Regions from separate parts of the Homo sapiens genome. Here region 2 is linked to region 1. The links are chromatin loops, found by intact Hi-C in ENCODE. Cell type or tissue: OCI-LY7. All regions are shown on one strand.

The links. Hi-C counts contacts between places; a loop is a spot of excess contacts. Peaks named below come from ENCODE experiments on the same cell type or tissue, not always from the same donor. Only the 100,000 strongest peaks of a DNase experiment are listed, where the experiment ranks them.
Region 2: it touches region 1 in a loop (4-fold over the local background); 3 of 110 quality-filtered maps call a loop at or near these places.

What each region holds. Positions count from the first base shown.
Region 1 is chr13:74,058,592-74,066,591 of GRCh38, forward strand. The region is part of intron 1 of KLF12 (KLF transcription factor 12); the gene reads right to left. Among named protein-coding and RNA genes, the nearest start is that of KLF12, 72 kb to the right of the region's middle. In OCI-LY7, no CTCF peak of the experiment used is centred here; DNase peaks (open chromatin) are centred at 3,520, 3,790 and 4,530; H3K4me3 peaks cover 2,941 bases; H3K27ac peaks cover 3,517 bases.
Region 2 is chr13:73,964,423-73,972,422 of GRCh38, forward strand. All of the region lies in intron 2 of KLF12 (KLF transcription factor 12), which reads right to left. Among named protein-coding and RNA genes, the nearest start is that of KLF12, 170 kb to the right of the region's middle. In OCI-LY7, no CTCF peak of the experiment used is centred here; DNase peaks (open chromatin) are centred at 3,599 and 7,269; H3K4me3 peaks cover 4,950 bases; H3K27ac peaks cover 6,693 bases.

The DNA of each region.
Region 1 (8,000 bases):
ATGATCCGCCCACCTCGGCCTCCCAAAGTGCTGGGATTACAGGCTCATAATTTTATCATTTAAATAATATATGCAAAAGTAACACACATATAAAAATGCATAGCCATACACAGCAGAGTGTAAAAGAAGGAAAGACATTTTAAAGTATAAGATGATCATGAATGAGACCTGCTACTATGAACTTGGATTGTTGTTCTTATTTTCTACTTATTTGATTTGATTTTAGATTCAGGGTACACATGTGCAGGACTGTTACACGGATATATTGCATAATGCTGGGGTTTGGGCTTCTAATGAGCCCATCACCCATAAATGATCATTGTACCCAAAAGGTAATTTTTCAGCCCTATTCCCCTCCTAATCTCCTGCCTTTTGGAGTCCCCCAGTGTCTATTGTTTATGACTATGTGGACCCACTGTTTAGTTCCCACTTATAAGAACATGCAGTATTTTATTTTCTGTTTCTGACTTATTTCACTTAGGATAGTGGCCTTCAGGTTTCATCCATGTTGCTGCAAAGGACAACAGTTTCATATTTTTATGGCTGCATAGTATTTCAGTGTGTATACACCACATTCTCTTTATCCAGACAACTGCTGACAGACATTTAGGTTGAATCCATGACTTTGCTATTGTGAATAGTGCTGCGATAAACACACAAGAGCAAGCATTTTCATAGAATGATTTATCTTCCTTTGGGTAGACACCCAGCAGTGGGATTGCTGGGTTGAATGGCAATTCTATTTTTAGTTTCTTGAGAAATCTCCAAACTGCTTTCCACAGGGGTTGAACTAGTTGTTCCCACGAGCAGTATACATGCATTCTCTTTTTTCTGCATCCACACCAACAACTGTTGTTTCTTGACTTTTTAATAATTGCTATTCTGACAATTATTATCATGTGTAAGATGATATCTCATTGTGGTTTTGATTTGCATTTCTCTGATTAATGATGTTGAGCATTTCTTCATGTTTGTTGGCCACTTACATGTCTTCTTTTCAGAAGTGTCTGTTCATGACCTTGGTCCACTTTTTAATGGAGTTTTTTTTCTTGTTGAATTCTGTGTGGATTCCGGATATTATTAGTCCTTTATTATCAGAGGCATAATTTGCAAATGTTTTCTCCCATTCTGTAGATTGCCTGTTTATTTTGTTGATTATTTCTTTTGCTGTGCAGAGGCTTTTTAACTTAAGTTCCATTTGTCTATTTTTGATTTAGTTGCATTTGCTTTTGGGGAATTAGCCATAAACTCTTTGTCTAGGCCAATATCCAAAAGAGTTTTACCTTCCAGGGCTTTTATAGTTTCAGGTCTTATATTTAAGTCTTTAATCCATCTTAATTTTTGTATATGGTGAGAGACAGGGGTCCAGTGTCATTCTTCTGCACAAAGCCAGCCATTTTCCTAGCACCATTTGTTGAATAGAGTGCCACTTCCCCATTGTTTATTTTTGTCCACTTTGTCAAAGATCAGTTGGTTGCAGTATGTGGCTTGATTTCTGGGTTCTCTATTTTTCTCTATTGATCTATGCATCTATTTTTGTACCAGTACCATGATGTTTTAGTTACTATAGCTTTGTAGTATAATTTGAATTCAAGTAACATGATGCCTCTAGCTTTGCTCTTTTTGGTTAGGATTGTTTTGGTTGCTCGTGGTCTTTTTTGTTTTCATATAAACTTAAGGATTTTTTTTTAATTCTGTGAAGAATAACTTTGGTATTTTCATAGAAATTGTGTCGAATCTGTAGATTACTTTGGACAGTTTGGTCATACTAACAATATTGATGCTTCCAATCCATTTGTTTGTATCAATTAAAATTTCTTTCATTAGTGTTTTGTAGAACTTCTTCTTAAGAAGACATCTTTCGCCTCCGTGGTTAAATGTATACCTAGGTTTTGTGTGTGTGTGTGTGTGTGTGTGTGTGTGTGTGTGTGTGTGTGTGTTGTAAATGGGGTTGAGTTCCTGATTTGGTTCTCAGCTTGAACATTACTGGTGTACAGAAATGCAACTGAATTTTGTACACTGGTTTTGTATCCTACAACTTTACTGAAGTTGTTTATCAAGTCTAGGAGCCTTTCCAAAAAGTCTTTTGGGTTTTCTAGGTATAAGATCATGCCATCAGTGAACAGAGATAATTTTACTTCCTCTTTTCCAATTTGGATGTCTTTTATTTCTCTCTTACCTGATTGCTCTGGCTAGGCCTTCCAGTACTCTGTTGAATAGGAGTGGTCGTTTTCTATTTTCTAAAATGTTCACTGATCTCTATTCACAGGTTTTAACTTCTTGAACTTTACTCCTGAAAAAGCACTTCACTATTGATAGAGCACTTATTTCCTACCAGAAGAGAAATTATTTTCTAGTAGACAAGGGTGAGGGGAATAGTACCATCTCATGGGCTAAGTCTAGACCTTGGTCCCTGGGTTACCATGTGTGGTCCAATACTTTCAACACAAACAAAAATGCAGCTATCGAATCAAGGCCTTGAGGCATTGTACAATAAAGTAACATTCATCATAGCAAGAGTTCACATTAACTTTGGTCTTTTTATGTAGGAGGTACCAAATGAGGCATTTCAGATATATTCTCTCAAAACATCACAACAATCCTTTAAGGTTAAGTTCTATCAATAAGGTCATCTTATAAATGAGGAAACTGAGGCCCTGATATGTTAGGTAACTTAGCCTAGGTCATGTAACACTGAGGGAGGAACTAGGTTTCAAACACAGATAGGTGGGTTCTGGAGCCTAGCTTTTAATCACTAAGACAAATTTCATGATCCTTAAGAAACTTCTAAGTTCCAAAGACAGATGAAATCAAGGTCCAGAAAAATTTAATATAAGCATACTACAGTTTTTCCTAATTGCCCTCTAAAGTGGCACGCCAGTTATTGCACACAGTGACTTTCAATTAGACTCATCCATCTAATTTCCATGATACTTCCTAGACTGTGAGACCACAGATAAAAAAAACACTCTGGGGTCTCAGTTTCTTCACCTGTGATTAAAAACAATCCCAATGATGTCCCAAGTTCTAGCAAATAATGAAAAATTACTCTGCAACCTCTGCCATAACTTCCAAGTATCCCGAGGCTAATCTGATCCTTTTCCCACTGAAACATGGTGGCACTCTCTGAGCAAAAGTCTTTAATTTGAAGGAAGCATCCTCCTAAATAAAGGTTCAACTACTTTGAATACGTAAAGTATTGTAGAAATCAAGGTCACACATGATTTTTATACCTTGACGTTATATGATAGCTTTCTGAAACTTTTAACTGGAAAAAATATAAAAGTTGTGCCTTTCTAACCATAAATTTTAAGAAGTAAACAAAAGAATATATGAATACATAAGCCTTAGTCACATATAAACACCTATACTACATACTTTGGTGGGGTTTTTTTGCACTAGTGCTTGCTTTCAGAAGAAAAGTGCCAGCAGAGTCTTCCTCAGTTGTCTTGAGACTGTGGTTACCCTATTTCTAATAAACAAGGCAGCTTCCTGTCTCTGGCTTCTCATTGCTAAATCAGGGTTGAATTCTGGCAGCTTTCATAGCCCTGACCCCTGAGTGCACCCATGTTAAAGAGTGTCTGCTTTGCTTCATTCCTTATTGTAAAAAACGACTCATCATGGAGCACCTCTTGTTTTAAAATCTTGCTTTTCATCAGTGAAGCTCAAAATGAGTTAATTTCTTACACTCAAAACTTAGTCTCTCATTTTCTCTATATTTGTCTCTATTTGGTTGATGTATCTGGACTTTTTCTAAGTCTCTAAAGGGATGAAGCTGTGTACACTTTTAGATCGTTTCGGAAGTGGTTAAAACAGCATCCTGTAGATGATTTTATGATCAATCAAGTATTCATTTATGCTTTTCTCTTAAGCATCTTTAGTGACTGAGCCCATAAGGCAAGAGTTCATAGTCAGACAATTAAAATGCACTTCATGTTACAAAACAATTTTTTTAAACAAGTGATAGAACTTGTTCTTAAGGGCTTAAAAATGCAATTTACAAGTATTTTCTTCCACTTTGGGGTTGTTCTGAAGTAATTTACTGTGCAGCATGATATTCAATTTGTCTTCAATATGCTGATAAATTATCTATAAATCTGTCTTTGTTTTGCTTGTAATCTCTTACAGAGCTGTGTCAGCAAAGGGCATCCTTTGCATTTCTGACCCTTTTGTGTTAAAAAAGAAAAACGAAAAAATCCATCTAGCTCTAGAAACAAAAGATTTCATCTCCAGCTTTTCACCATCACCATTTTCCTAACCCACAGGAACCTATTTTGTTGGATGGTTGGTCCCTTGACAATGAGACCCCACTTGAAATAACCTGAAAAGGCTAGAGATCCTCTTCACCCACTTTCTGTGTGGGCCATTACACAAGCCCTCATGCTTCCCAGAGATGTCAGAGCCCCAGCCGGTGTGAAATGGTGATGCTGTCAGTCAGCAGGAAAATTTTTTGCTTCGGAAAAACCTCTCTCTCCGAGCTTCCTCTGTGCCGCACCTCCAGCTGCCTCGGTGCACCATGTCAGGGTGCTAAAATAGCTCAGGCTTGATGACTTCACTAGTTCTCACAAACAGGCCAGTTGGCAGAACTCTAATGCAGTCTGCTCCTGAGTGGAAGACATTTTTTTTTCTCCCCACCATCCTCTAATATGAATACTTAGTTTCATTTTGACTCTGGAAGAAGTCTCCTTTCTGGGAGTCAATTCAGCACAAACTTAATGCAAACGTTTCAAAATGCTTTAAGGAGGCTTGAACTAAAGAGCTACCCTAAAGCCAATACCATGCATTCAGACTGCACTATTATTTCCTATGCTAACCTTCAAGGACATCAAAACTGCTAGGTAAATTAACCTTATTTAACAACCTTCATATTTCATTTATCTTAGGGCCAAATATCTTCCTCAAGAATAGTATTAATAACTGATAATCAGCCAAGATTTTAATGTCTTATTTCTCAGGTTTACTCCTTTCCCACAAGTAAGGAGGTCAACAGAAAATATCAAAGTAAAAATTAACTACCACTACATGTACTCAGCATAAAATGACAGGGGGCCTTTAAAGGCAATGTCCTGTAATCACAGCAAACTTTAGTGATTAATACTCAAATAGATTTGAAATTTTTTTTACAGTATAAGGTACTCATGCACTAAAAAAGGTGTTCTGTATTAGACTACCAAATTTTATTTTAGTATTTATAATTTTCCCTTATAGTTTTTCACTTCCTTTTGTAATTACCACATACTAGCAAAAAAATACTGCAAGAAAACTAGAACTTTCTGATGTTCCAGTTTCCTAATTCAGTGCTGTGCCCAAGCTGCCCTTTGATTCCAAAAGACAGCATTTAGATTAACTGCTTCAGTGCCCTGTGGACACAAAATTTATGCCCAAAGAAGAAGCTTCCATATGATTCTATAGACATGAGCTAATAAAATAATTTGGTTCACTGGTTTAAGATGGTTCCTCTAAAAGGGGTGCAATATCCCTGTCCCCAAAAGAGGAAAAAAATCACAAACATTCTATTCCCAGCACCCCTCAGTTCCTCTCACTATCTGTCCATTACAAACAGCATCTAAATACCACTGCCATCTTGCAATGGTGATGATGGAAAACCACCCCTCTCCATCACCAAGAAAAACATCACAGGGATTCTCAGAGAACACATAGGCTCATATATAACTGTATATTTTTAAAATGCATTTTACCATACAATGATTTGTTCATTCCATAAACATTTGCCTAGTACCTTGCATGTAGCAGGTATTACATATGATTTTCTACAGGCATGAACAGTGTCTTCGTGGATTTCACTCACTCAATATTAAGTATTATAAAGTCACATAACTTTAGCAAAATGAGACATGGGTGGCTGCAATCGTTTTGTTTATGTTAATCCAGTGACTTACAAAATTTGGTGTTGATGATACATCCAAAGAAGCATTGGAGTCCAGAATTATAATAACCAGGGACATTTTGGACATAGTCCAGAGACATGACCCTGAAATTAAGAGTTATCATGTCTCTCTGCTGTAGAGGCTAATAAACAAAGACACAATGGAGATTCTGAATGCTGAAAGGTCAATTATAAATGTCATTACAGACACAATAATTCACAGAGGAATGAAATAGGCTGAGTAGTTTGTGATGCTGACTGTACTAACCATCAAATTTTAGACCATAAAGGACCTTAGATCTAAAAATCTCACACTGTACTAATGATGTCTAGAAAGTCTGTGTGATTTGTACAAAGTCACAAAGTCACACAGGTACTAAGTTATCTCAGAATCAATGTTAGTTTTATTCATCCTGCATTCTTCCCATCATACTACTCTAAGTCTGATTCACACACACTCATGTATACGTTATTCTACTGTTTTTGACTCATACACAAATATACATGTACACACATACACATACTTGTCTGCCCAATTCAAACAAAAACACACACTTCAGTACTCTGCTTCTGATTCATATATACATAGACACAAACATTATACTCCCATATCCTGATTCATATACACATACATTCCACTATCCTCCATCTGCTTCATACACACATTTTACTGATTCATACATACAATCTGCATATATGTATATTACTCTGTATCTGATTCTTACACACACACACACACACACACATGTATATATATATATACACACTGTATACTACTCTGTATCTAATTCATATGCACATACATATTGGCATGTATATACACACTGAAATTTAAAACAGCAAATCATGGTCATATTCAAAACACATATATTTTAAAGTGAGAAATTCAGGTGTGAGCCAGACACTTGTGTAACTATGTCAAAGTTACTATAACTTATACAATGAAGTAATTTATCTGGATCTTCATTTACCTCTATAAGAGTCCCCCAAAGAATTGAAAGAAATAAGACCTATCATGATGCAGAAATTCAGTGAACCCATAGGCATCCATCTACATGAAAATTTTTGTCAGGTCAAGGATGAGAATATGAGTGTTTGTGTGTTGTACTGTTTTCTGTAATATGGGATAGAGAAGTGGATATACACAGAATCCAGGGACAGAGGATCATATTCTGTGTCCTTGTTCCAGGATAAATTCCCAGTTTCTGAGCCCATGAAGCAGTGTAGGAGTGACGTGAGGGAAGTGCATGAGCAACGTGGCTTGGGACCGCAACTACAAAGTGTGACCTGAGGAACATCCTCCCCTCTCCTCAAGGGCTGGCAACGTAGAGGGCTCTGAACGATCTCTCTAGACATGTGACATGAGGATTCTAACTGGAGTTAGAATCTCAATCATGAGCCCCTCACAGAGGTTTTATGAAGAAGGGGAGCAAGCAGTAGACAGAGATGGAGAAGACTCTTCAGGGTAACTAGCTGATACAGTAATTCACATGTACATAGAAGACATTCCTGGGGACGCGGACATAAAAAGATTAGGGAGACTTTATGGAGGCTAGAGGTCCTGCAGGAGCAGGGAGGTGCATAAACAGAAAATGTGGATTGTTGTGGATTATATGCTCCATCCACATCCACAGGTCAGTAAGGCCCGTGGACCTGCAGGCAACACTGAGAAGACAAGACTATGAAGAGGAAATATGGAACCCAACATCTGTGGGTTTCAGACTGTACGATGTTATTCTCAAAAAGTCGACTGAAGCAGATGGTGAATATTATGAACACTTGTTTTCTTAAGCTACTTGCTCTAAAAGTCCAGCACACTTTTCTTTATCCATAGTTTTTCTTCATTATTAAATATATCCATTACCAACTCGTAAATACATTATATTGAAAGAGCCTCTGTAGGCTGGGCCTGGTGACTCAGGCCTATAATCCCAACACTTTGGGAGGCTGAGGTGGGAGGATCGCTTGAGCTCAGGAGTTCAAGACTAGCCTGGGCAACATAGCGAGACCTTGTTTCTACCAGAAATCAAAAAAATTAGCCAACACGCACCTGTAGTCCCAGTTACTCAGGAGGCTAAGGTGGGAGAACGACTTGGGCCTGCCTAGAAGGTTG
Region 2 (8,000 bases), 94 kb before region 1:
ATTGGACATTGACAATAGCAAAACCACCGCTCAATTTCAGAAACACTCTATAAGAATCTTAGGTCAGCCGAGCACGGTGGCTCATGCCTGTAATCCCAGCACTTCGGGAGGCCAAGGCGGGTGGATCACGAGGTCAGGAGATCAAGACCATCCTGGCTAACATGGTGAAACTCCGTCTCTACTTAAAAAAAAAAAAAAAAAATCTAAGGTCATTCTAGTTTTAGTGTATACCCGAAAGCTTTTTGGACCCCCCAATTCTTTCAAAAAGGTATCAGAAGCTGGACATGGTGGCTCATGCCTATAAATCCCAGCACTTTGGGAGGTTGAGGTGGGAGGATCACTTGAGCCCAAGTGTTCGAGACTGGCGTGGGTAACATAGTGAGACCTCGTCTTTACTTCAAAAACAAAAAACATGATCAGAATAAATGGCAGGAGGCACATTAAAGAGAATCTGACACATTAAGGTTGATATGAACCTAGCCTATGACATTCCAAGGAAGCCAAAGACAAAACAGGACTGTAAGCAGTGCTTCCCAATTATTTTCACACTATGGAACATGCAAAAAAGGTAGCAGCTCCATTGCATACCGGGGTAAGCAGTTTAGCTTGGCCTTGGCAGGCAGTCCCAAGGGGTAGGGATGCACATCTCAGGTACACTTGTAACCCATCTGTGAGGGATCAGTGTGACTCCAGATACCATAACAGTCAAAAGCCTTTACCTTAGGATCCAATGCCCTCAACATGGCTACTTCACAAACAAAGCTACCATCAACAGCAAAAAAAAATAGTGCTGAGAACTTTATACTTTAATAGGTCAATGCTGCCACCATTAAAAATACATTATCCCATGACAATAATACATATTTCAGACGAATAATACATATTTCAGACTAAAGACTTTGGGGCAAAATATTTTAATGTCAAGTCTCCATAAGAAATATTTTATTCTAAAAGCACTTTATTTTGATGGCTCATTTCTTCATTCTTCCATCGGACCTAACTAATATATACAAGGATTCCAGCCTCTAATTACCTCTGTACAGTCCTCTACAGTGATAGGATGTGTAGGCCAAGCAGATATGATGGGTGGGGAATCTGGCTGTCACCAAGCCAAAGATCTTGCGCTTGTATCTACATGGCTGTTTACGATCCATCCCCTTCTGCGTGGTCCATGCAGTGATAACGTGGAGGCTGACTTAGCATCCCAAGGGCAGATGCAGACAACATTCACGCACATAACTGCACACTGCTCCAAAACTTCTGCTCCCCTTTCCACCTTTCATCTTTCCCTTTCCAGAAGCAAATAAATATATTAAAATTTCCCACTCTCACCAAAAGGCATAAGATGACTGGAACCTCTGTAGAGGTTATTAAGCCCCTATTATAACATGCTCTTCAAGCTACGAAATGACAATTTTATACCAATGAGCTTTCTTTTCCAAGTTCTTCTGATGTAGCTGCTATGTAAATTAAATTAAGAGCAGGCCACTCTAATACTCTAGTAGGCGGGGCTGTAAACTGCAGGGCAATTTGGCAGAAAATATCAAAAGCCATAAAAATGCATGTACCTTTCAATCTAGCAATTGTTAACTCTTGGAATTTATCCTAAGGTAATAATTAAGGATGTGCAAAAGAGTATTAATTTCCCTGCTGTTTGTAATTACTAAATCTTGGAAGCAAGCTAACTGCCCCCAAATTGGATAGTGGTTAAATAAGTTATCACAGAAACATAAAAATCACAAATGATAATTCTGAAAGATGTAGAAATGTGCCCAATATATAATACAAGCTTGTGCATGTCATTCTTAAGTATCAAAATCAAAATACAGATAAATTATATGAAGCTACCTCATTATTCCAAGAGCAGTTAAAATTATGGTAGCTTTACTTTTCTCTCTGTTTTCTGATGTTTCTCTAATGAGTCTATAATGAACATGAATAGTTTTGATAAAGAGAACTAAAAGAAAAAAAAGTAAAAGTTTAGAGAAAAAAATGCCAAATAAAAAGTATCTGAAAGAGGAAGGATTAGGAACAAGTGTGATTGTGAGGCCCTGAAATGTGCAGCCAACATTGGTCATGAAATCTCTGTTCCTTGGGGATTTGTAAGAAAAGGGTAGCCAAGTCTCATTTGAGGACAGCTTGAATGCAGTCCTGACCTCTGTGGCCTCTTGTAGCTCCATGTGCAAAAAGACTCAGCCAAAATTCAATTTTCACTCACTGACACACAAAGTAGTCAATTCCTTACATTTGCCCCCAATCTTCCACAATCCTTTCTCCTGTTCAAGAGACAGCAACCTTAAAGTCTTCTACCCAGCAACGAAACCCAATGACACTGAATTTATATGCCCAGTAATGTGCCGGCACTTTACTCAGGAAACACTGTCAAATGTTAGTTAATATTCCAAAACATGCAGCTGACTTCTAGCTAACTGACTTGTCCATGTTAAAGAAAAATTATAACTAATTTCAGCCACTTAAATATCCCAGACTGAGAAAAAGAAAATGTAAAATGACATGCATTGCATATTGACCTGTAAGTTTTATAACTAAAAATCTTATAAATAGTAACCAAAATGACTTCCAGGATATGCGTAAGGACAATTAAAAATACTCACTTCTGACAAGTTCCTTTGCTTTAAAAAGGCCTCTAATTTTGTTTTCTAATACCTTCCTATGAATGCAAATGTAACACTTCCCAAATCCATAATTAAATGCATCTTTGACTTGGGAATCTGTTTTCCTGGCCCATGAGAAAGAGTTCACAGAAGATGGAGAGTCTGAGCATCAGAGGGGTTTAACCAAGAATGATCCATTAAAATAGGTTTGCACCAGTTACCAAAACTGAGAAAAATGAGTTTGAATCTGTGCAGAGAGGCACAGAAATGCCAAGGTGAAGGAGCCTGCCAAGGCTGGAATACACGGTCACTAAACAAATAACGCATGGTGTATTCAACGCCAGAAGAATACAGTGGATGATGTGTAAATGAGAGTCTAAGGGACCCAGCTCCAAGACAAAGTCAAGATTTTAAAAAAGAAATACCACTCCTGCTGAGACTCTCATCCTTCCGCCAAGGAGGAGTCCATGCCATCACCTTTGTAAGCAAGGCATCTGATATAGATAACCCCATACAACCCTTAAGGTGTATTATTCTTGGTACCAAACATGTGTCATTTTTACAAAACAGTCATCCAGTCATAAGGCAGGTCTGTCTCTTCATCAATAAGCCTCACTTATACAGCATTCTTAGGAATATTGTGTTCTCACGAGTTTCGTTTTCTGGATGGGTGAGGGGTTCTCTCTTTTAATTGCAAATTTAAAAGAGAAAATACTAAGTACTTGGGATGGAAATAATCCTAATATCTTCTACATAGAAGGCAAGGGACATAAGTTAACTTTTTCCTGATGACTCAGACTAATAATTATGAGCATCAGTGACGATGAAATGCTGCATACTGAGATAACTTCAGGGCCCACTGAAGTGTATCGAGGCTCAGTGACCTGAAACTGCTGTGCTTCTTGAGTTCTTGTATCTGCATATTAGAGTCTGTCAGGCTACTACTTCTCAATATGGTCATGTTCTTTTTATAGATGCTCCTTCTGCCCTATGGTGAAACAGAAAGAACACTGAACTTAGAGTGAAGTCAATTTAGGTTATTATTTCTAGCTGAATGATCCTGGATAAGTCACTTAACATCTTTGGGCCCAAGTCAAATGAGGAACTTCAACTATCTCTCAAGGTCCTTTTCTTTGCTCAGATGCTTAATTTACATTTGCTGCTTCTCATCTGTTGTAGACTTTGAAATGAGAAAAATAAGTCAGCTAAATTTGCATAGGAAGTAACATAAAATAGAAATATAAGCACACAACATGCTCTCTTGTAAGTGAAGCATAAATACCTTATGACATCTATTTGTCTTCTCAGAGGCCTTACTTGTGTAATTTGTAGTCACTGGTGGGGTCTCAGACAGCTATGATTTCTGGATAATTATGATTCTATGCATGATATTTCACTATATTTCCATATGCTTCTATTTTACCTAATATTCTCAAGGCAAATCATTATTTGATAATAGCTTTATTTCAAGCCACCGAAGAAGAGAATCTGTGTATCTTTCGTCGTCATCTATGCTTGTCAGCAAACTGCAAAATGAATACTCTCATCTTGGGACTTTGACTTATTCAATGGTTTCAATGACACTGACCACTTAAGAAAGTTTTCTAAAAGATGATGCTTTTGAAAACATAAGACACAGTAGAAATGTAAAGAATATTTTTGCAAACTCCACGAGGAAAGATAATTTATTCGTCTTTTATTTTCTAGAGTCCCTAACACATGATTTGTCTATTACTATCATCATCAGGAACTTAAAAAACCACATCCAAGTCCACTTCTCTTCTCCCTCGACACGTTGATCCCTGAAGTCCAAGTCATGCTCACAGCTGTACTTCCAGCTCTGCACAGATCATCCATCTCCAGCTCCCACCTCTCCCCTGAGTTCTGGATCTCTATTCCCTATCATAACCTCCGTTTGGATTTCCCATAAAGTGTCTAAGAAAGTTTATATTGCCTCCTCATCTCACATCTCTCTCCCTTACCCCATACTTTAAAAAAAAAAAAAAAACCTATAGCAATTATTCGAAAATTCTTCTACTATATTGGAGTGGGAGGAATACTAATCCAAGAGCATGCTGGGTGGGTGCTGCATCAGGAGGGAAGAATATCCAAGAAATATGAATCCATAATTACTGACGGGCCAGAATACAAAAGCTACCTTTTTGGAGGTTCTAAAGCAGCCAATCCTAGGCAATGACTGGATAATCAAAGTTTATACTGCCTGAAGTGAAGTGAACATGTGACTATATAAAAGTAGAGAAAGGGGTTATAAAGCCCATGGGGCTGGGTGTTATCTACAATCCCCTACCATTTATCCCACATCCAAAAGGACTGCTGGCAAACAGGCCCCAGGTAAGCTTCTAAGTTATTCTCTACTGCCTTCAACAGTGTATACCACTGGGATTTTTTACACTTCTTTCCTTCTTCACTTTAGGACATGCCTACAATGAGCTTACCTTGGAAAGGATAAACTCCTTCTTTAGTGACAGAACTCCTTAACATCCTTCAAGCCCTCATTCAAGTGTGGGTCTGCAAAGATTCCTCTACTTCTGCCATGGTAAAAGAGTCATTTCCTCTTACCATGTTCAGATTTTCCACTAGATTAAGAACTCCTCAGGGATGAGCCCTATATAACACTTACCTCTGTCTCCCCAGTCCCTGGGATACTGCTTGGCACCATGCACAACTACAATAAGTATTCAAGACATACATGGAAGAAGTAGTACTTTCACAGCTCTCACTTAACAATAGGCCAAGGCCATTCTCAAAATCTTCTTCATAGGGCTACCATCAAACCTTCCTCTTAATGCAGTACAGAGAGAGAGAAAATGTTTTATGTTTACCTGTTAGATATATACAAACAAGCCTCTTGACCTACCTATCTTTTGTTCTTAACATAGAGACCTCCTTATAATTTTAGACTTCATCTAACCAAAACCTGACAAATCCCACAGTGCTTAGTTAGGTTCAACAAATGCTTGTTGTTTCACCTCCTCATGCCAGTGGTACAAGCAGAGTTATAGGTCCTTAATTTGATATATAGCTGGTGCAATTTTGTATCAAACTAGGTCAATCCATCTTGCACAGTTCATGCTTTATTTCCAGTGTGGCAGAGTGAGAAAACACAGAGGGTAGAATCTGATAAGATGGAGGATTTAAACCATAGCACCAACACTTCCTCCTTGTGTGACCAATTTCTTATCTCTAAAAATGGAGATACTATAATCTACTTAAGTTTTTTATTTATTATTAACCTAATGACAAGACACATAGCAAGGCACTTTATAAATCATAAAGCATTGTACAAGAACTGGTGCTGGTTTTTTTTTTTTTAATCACAATATGTCTTAGTGCAATGATGGCATACTCCAGTTCAGATGTACTGTCTTGATTACCTCAGATCCGACATAGCTGAGAAAACTGCTCTAAGAGTTCTGACTTCCTGGGATCAGTGTCACAGAGGATCTGAGTGAGCTTCCTCGAGCCATTTTGGGCAGGCTGAAGAAGCTTGTTAGTATCTATATGCTTCCAGGTTGGCGGGGCCAGCTTCTGCCAGTTCTACCATATGCCAACTGGCGACATACAGGAGCATGCTAGTGCTACCAGCTCCACATATACACACCCACTTCCACCCCCAAGAGGTACCAGACTGTCGGACAACTTGGCCGCTAGCCTATGAAAATGTGGAAATGCTGAAGAAACATTAGCCAGCAAAGCACATACTGGCAGCTGAATCAAATGTTTAGGTTCTTCAATGTACCCAAATAAATCGTTTGTGTGTTCTAACAAATGTTTTCTTTGGAAAGCATTTTTCAGTGCAGATGCTTCAAAAGTACCCATTTTTAATGGGTTAAATCAAGGGCTCAAAGCAGCAGAAGGGTGGGGAATGTTTTTAAACAAAATTGCATCAGCTGCAAAGAAAAAAAAATGTTAACATTGACTGAGAGAAGGCATCTTTGAAAAACAGAAAAGTTGTCAGTAGTTTTCAAAGTTAAATTTTTATGGATTTTTAAGTGTTAAAATATTGTAAGCACCCAAAAATGAGAAAGTTACTCGAACCTGGCAAGGGACAAAAAACTGTGCTAATTTTAAAAATACATATTGATAAACATGGTTCCGCCAAAAAAATGCAATCAAACAAGGAGTCAAGAAGTTAGGAATTATAAATTAAACTCTTCTTGCCAGAGACTTTTAATAAGCAATTGCAAACACATTTAAGGATTTTTATAATGAGGATAATGGTTTGGGCGACAATCATAATGCAATCCAAAAACATTAACTTCCTTCACAAAATAGACTACATAACCAAACCCCAGACAGAGCTCCTGACATACTGCCAGCCTCTAATGCAGGCACAGTAATACACTGTAAGAGACAGAACAAATGATCCCTGTTCTTAGGCAACAATGAAATGTATATATAATTTATTTCGGCTATATCACTCTTTTCCAGTTTAAGTCCACCTCCATGACAGTATCTTTTTTAAGACAGGAAAAGGTACTAAACCATCAACTATAAAGTTGATACTATGGAGGCCCCTGATTTTAAAAAAGCATGGTGGGTATTTCTCCTGAGGCTCCAAACAAGGAAACTCCATCTTAATAGTGACTAGTTTCATCACCATCAAGAGACCTTATGTAAAACTACTGACGTCAATGAAAATACTACATTCACAATGGTGATATGAACTATGAATAAACAGAGCTAACAGGCTCGGCACAATGGCTCCTGACTGTAATACTACCACTTTGGGAGGCTAAGGCAGAAGGATCATTTGTGACCAGAAGTTCAAGACCACCCTGGGCAACACAGCAAGACCCCATTTCATTTATCAAGAAAGCTAACAGATTTTTTTAAGTGAATTGATCAGATGACTCATAAGGTAAGGGCTTTAAATAGTATTGTTTTCTACTCACAAATTAACCAGCTGTACAATTACACTCATCAAATCAGACTTTGGGTGCTACCGAATCATTAAGTGTTCATTAAATCAAACCAAATGATATGAAATGATGCTCAGGAAAAGAAATGCCAACCTGTAACAAATGCTAAAGACAACCTTAAAATTCTGAAATGCTTTGAGTAAAGGGAGGAAAAAACATAATATACACGAGTATGTAAAATCACAGCAACATGTTAAAAGATTTAAACCACAGACGAAGAATTTAAAGGCTAACATTATGAGTTTTGATTCAGCAGAATAAAGAAACACTGACAATAACAAACATCAACACCTGAAACTTTCCCCATTATCCTAATACATTTTCACTGTAAGTGTTCCATTAAAGAACGTCTTTAAAACAATCTTCAAAGTTCGACTCCCTATAACTAATTCAATTAATAAAATTATCAATACAATTGAATAATAGTTTATAACAGCGTGGT